Linked DNA regions of Mus musculus: region 2 is linked to region 1. Evidence: chromatin loops called from intact Hi-C (ENCODE). Cell type or tissue: left cerebral cortex. All regions are shown on one strand. Region 1 holds the start of Tinf2 (Terf1 (TRF1)-interacting nuclear factor 2). Region 2 has its middle 19 kb from the start of Sdr39u1.

The links. Hi-C counts contacts between places; a loop is a spot of excess contacts. Peaks named below come from ENCODE experiments on the same cell type or tissue, not always from the same donor. Only the 100,000 strongest peaks of a DNase experiment are listed, where the experiment ranks them.
Region 2: it touches region 1 in a loop (3-fold over the local background); 5 of 42 quality-filtered maps call a loop at or near these places.

What each region holds. Positions count from the first base shown.
Region 1 is chr14:55,680,623-55,683,122 of GRCm38, forward strand. Tinf2 (Terf1 (TRF1)-interacting nuclear factor 2) reads right to left here and starts at 1,195. Exons shown (of 9, transcript NM_145705.3): 1 at 768-1,195; 2 at 603-689; 3 at 378-467; 4 at 173-280; 5 at 1-85. The coding sequence starts at 959. It also overlaps a transcript of Gmpr2 not described here. In left cerebral cortex, a CTCF peak has its summit at 1,401 (motif pointing right); a DNase peak (open chromatin) is centred at 1,280; H3K4me3 peaks cover 1,423 bases; H3K27ac peaks cover 1,266 bases.
Region 2 is chr14:55,917,922-55,920,421 of GRCm38, forward strand. No RefSeq gene overlaps it. Among named protein-coding and RNA genes, the nearest start is that of Sdr39u1, 19 kb to the left of the region's middle. In left cerebral cortex, a CTCF peak has its summit at 971 (motif pointing left); a DNase peak (open chromatin) is centred at 950.

The DNA.
Region 1 (2,500 bases):
ACCCCATGTCCATACCATACTGGTGCAAAGCAACCGAAGAAGTGATGAACGAGCCCGGCTGACTCCAACTTAGAGCATCCTGAAGCTGTGGGCAAGGCGACAGATAGGAAGATCATAGTTCTCGGGGAAGCCACCCAGCCTTCCGCCCTTAAAGTGTTTCTTTCTCAACAACCTCTTGTGCTCTGACTGGAGGCAGTGCTTTCTCTAGCTGACACAAGTATTCAAACAACAGCTTTTCCATGGCAACTAGAAAGGATTCCCCATAGTCTTGTTCTAGTTCCTGTATGTGGGAAAGTGAAGCAGGTCAGATGAATTTTAGAAAACAAAACAAAACAAAACAGGAATCCCATAACATCCTCCAAACCAACCATTCTCACCTGCAGGCTCGAAGGCGGGTCCTCTGACAGGTGCTTCACAAGCAAGCAAAAATTTTCCCGTGCCTCCAAAAGCTTCCTGTCTTCTTTTGTCTGTTGAGGATATTGAAGACAGGAAAATTTGGGTGAGGAGGTGTCGCTAGGACCCAGGGGCAACTTGGTTGCATCAGGCCTGAGTTTGGTCTGCCCAAGATAGCACTCACAGCTTCGGGGTCCAGTGGTACTTACTGTTCTGGACTCTGCTGGGAAGTGATGCTTCAGGGCATTCAGGACCTGGTCCCAGGGTCGCGCCTGCAGGATCAGCTCCACCACCACCTGCACGGTACAGGGCTCAGAACACCTACCCTTTTCCAGCCGATCTTAGTCCCAACCAGACGTCCTTCTCTCTAGTACCTTGGCCTTTAGGCTCATACACAGGCGTTCATGGTGCCGGTAGCAAACCAAGCCGGGGGCAGCAGCGCGCAAGGACTGCAGAAACTCCACCACTTTCGGGAAGTGCTCTACGCGGCGACGGCGGACTACCAGCCAGCTGGCGGCGGCAGCAAACCGCAGAGACGCGGGACCTACCCCTGGAGGTGGGGCCATGGCCCGCGGGCGCCCTTTCCTCCTTTCGTTCAACCCAGGCTTCCCGGACGCTCCCGTAGGCGGAGCCCCGCTTCTCTCATCTGCACCGGAAGGTCGGCGGACCAGCTGGGCCCATTTCGCGGAGCCACGGGAACCCCGCAGTCTCCTCTCAGGCGGTGACTTAAGTGTATCAACCTGTCCAGATCACTAAACTTAAAATGCCGCCACTGAGGGAAACGCAGGAGTACGTCACTTCCGCCTGGGCGCGCGGCTTCCCTCCCCGGAAGAGGCCGCGGAGGGAGCTGTGACGTCACGAGGTCCCCTGCACTGTGAAAGTGACGTACGACCTAGCGTCACTCTCCATCACCCCTGCAAGCTGTAAACCTAGGTGTCTGAATCAGCGTCTGCCAAGCCCTTCCCGGGCCGCCAGCCGCTCCCAGGAAAAATTCTGCCATTCCTCTCGCGAAACAGAAGAGGGCGCTCGCTCGTTTCAAAAAACCAAACACAGGCCTGAGTGGTAACTCCGCCCTCCTGTCCTGACTCGCCGGTGCCTAAACGAATATAGTTTGAAATATCCTAGGGCTAGTCAGGGTTCTCCTGGACAGTAGGATGACAGCCGTTTTATGCTTTTCTGTGCCACATCTTTGCTGTTTCGTGTAGTTTATAATATTTAAGGGCTTCCTTTTCCAAGTTTCTTTTGAGCACTAACTTGATGGAGTCCTTTAGTGGGTTGACTCTTCTTGCTCTCCCCAAGGACAGAACCGGGCACACTGTGTACAGCTTTACTTTGTTGCTTAAATTAATTATCTGCCTTGCCCACCTTGCAGGAATTTTATGAAACCTGCCCATTATTTGAATGGTTTCCTCCATTCCCAGACTCATGGCTCACACTTTGCCTTGGTTCTCCAGATCAGTATTCAGAGCCTTTCCAGACCCAGTACCAAAGTACTACACTGGATGTTAATGTTGAAGTGGGTTTTCTTCATATTTTTTTCTGTCATTTCTGACCTTACCACTTTCATTTTTTCTTTAAAGATTTATTTATTTTATGTATGAGTACACATTACTCTCTTCAGACACACCAGAAGAGGGCATTGGATCCCCACTACAGATGGTTGTGAGCTACCATGTGGTTGCTGGAAATTGAACTCAGGACCTCTGGAAGAGCAGTCGGTGCTCTTAACCGCTGAGCCATCTCTCCAGCCCCACTTTCATTTTTTCTAAAGAATTTTCCCACAGAGTGTGCTGGTGCACACCTCTAAATCCCGGCGTGAGATGGGGTTTTTTTTTTTCCCCCTTGTTTTCAGTACTGTAAATACTTTACTCCCTTGTTGCTTGCATGGTTCTGGGTAGAAGTCCAATCTAGTTACACATTGTTTTTAAAGCTGAGAAATTAATTTCCTTTTTAAAGCTATCATGTATTAATTTAACTCTTTTGATACTTTATTTTTATTTAATGTGGACCAGTGTTTTGTCTGAATGTATGTCTGTGAACCATGTGTGTGGAGTGCCCATGGAGGGCAGGTGAAGATTTAAGTCTCCTGGGATGGAGGTTACAGAGG
Region 2 (2,500 bases), 240 kb after region 1:
CACCCCCCCTCACTACGTAGCCCTGGCTGGCCTGAGCTTCCCTTGCCTCTGTCTCCTGAGTGCTGGGGTTAAAGAAAGCTCTTGCCTCCACACATGGTTTAGACAGTGCGCCCACTCTGTGCCTTTCCCTTGCCACTTGATGGCACCTTTTGATGACTAGAAATCTTTCTTATAGTCCAATTCATCAAATAACTTTTATTTCAAGACAATAACTCTCAATTATGGAGTGACTTTTTTGTACCCTTCAGTAGAAAATCATATAAAATAGAGGATACTCAAGTAAATATGGATACTAGGTAAACAGTAAACAACAACAACAACAACAACAACAACAACAACACCTTTCTGATTAAACGTAGGGCCATGTGCCTCAGCCGTATCCCCAGCCCCAGTCTTCTTGTGTAAACTTACAACTTTGATTACGTTTTGTTTATTTAGTGTGAATGCACTTATGCTCGCACAGTGTGCGCATGAATGTGTTTGTGTATGTGAGGAGGTCGAAGGCCAGCTTGTAGGGTGAGCCATCTCCTTCCACTCTGTGGGTCCCAGGGATTGAACTCAGGCTGTCAGACCTAGCTCAGGCGCTTTATTCACAGAACCACCTTGATGGCCCCATAGACTTTTCTATCATTTTGAGGTGAGAGCTTTCTTGGTTGCTCAGGGAACCAAGGGTTGATCCCTTCTGCCACAGCCTCCTGAGAAACTGGAATAACAGGTCTGTGCCATGGAGTCCAGTGTGAAAGATACCTCACTATTTTTCTGTGTGTTTACATGTGTACGTGTGGATGTTTGTACTTTTTCTTCTTTATCCAAAGTTCAAATTTAATAGGACATCTTGTTTTTCCTCCTTCCCTTTTAGGTCTTTCAACTACAGACCTTTTTTGTTGCTGTCTTGGACACATTTTTGTCATAATGGGCGATAAACAAGGACTTCTGCTGCCATCTAGTGGACAGATGCACACATGCTGTATAGACAGGATGTCTTTTGTGGCAGGAATTTATTAGTCCCTACCGTGCGAGGCAGAGAGCTGGCTTCGTGCTGTTTTGTGTGTGGAGAAGAAATCTGCCTGACCTGCCACTTCCTAAAAAGTGATGCAGGTATCTTCTTAGTGCATCGTCAGGGAGTTCTGCTTTGTTATTCACCAGCTCACGATCAGGAATTGGTTTTTGAGTCCACAAATGGGAGTCAGATTTAATTCATGGCATAGTTGTCCTTTCCCCTCCCCTGAACATCCGAGTGCTTATATGCCAGTGGGTCCCTTTCTGGACTCCATCTCGATTTTTTTTATTGCTTTAGATGATGCCTTTACAATACCACATTATTTAACCACAATACAAATAGTTAGATTCCTGGGCCTATTTTAGATTGGTCGTTCCCTCCTAACCCCCACCCCAGAAACAATCCCTGAGACAAAGATCTGAATACAAGTATTTTATCAGTGATGTGATTCCTAGAACTATTCCTGGAGCAGGGAAGAAATGAAACAGAAGGAAAGAAGAAAGAAAGCACAGTGCATGTTGGTGAGAAATTAACCTCTGCGGGCAACTGAGGGGTTACATTGGTTACCTGGGGACTGTGGGAGAAAGTGATGAAACTGGGCTCTTCATGCGCTAGTCTTCAACCATTATGATGAAGCTACTTCAGGGACATTTACTTTCCAATGTTGGTTGTCTGCTCTGGTCTGCTGTGTGCTGGTTGAGAATATTCCTGTAACCGAATAAAGGTGGAAAGGAGGGAGAAAGGGAGGGAAGTTAAGGGGAGAGAGGGAGAGAGAAAGAAGCAGAGAGACAGAAACAGTGACACATACACACAGACACACACAGACAGACACACACAGACACAGCACACACACACAGACACACACAGACACAGCACACACACAGACACACACACACACACACACACACACACACACACACACACACACAGAACAAAGGGAACAAGAAGGTCTTCTCAAGATGTCTGCTCTGGTGAGTATCGTTGGCAACCCTGGTAGGACAGCACTGGCCCCAGCTGCCCTCCTCCTGTGCAGGGGTCTGCCCCACTGATGCCCCATACCAAGTTCCTTTCAGTTGCCTTTTCACTTTTTAATGAAAAGCTTTTGAACGGATAAAGAAAACAAGGTGCATATGCGCAATGGAATTTACTTGGTGGTAATGAAAAATAAAGTACAAATTTTGTGGGAAAATTAGATGGGATTGGAAAACATTATGTTAAGTGAGGTGACCCAGCTATGGCAAGCTAATGGTTCATGTCTTGCATATGCAGATCCCGGCTTTGGGTTTTTATGTGTGTGCATTAACGTGGGAGCGAGTGTGTACATAGACCAGGGAACTAGAGCAGGGTCCATGAGAGGGGAGGGGTTTCCTGGTAGTAGGAAGGGAGTCGAAGATGTATGATATGAAAGAAGGAGGTGGAATGCTGGGGATGGGATTGTTTAGGTGGGGGCGGGGCAGACAGAGGAGGAAAGGATGGGGATGCTGCAGGGTGATGGCTGGG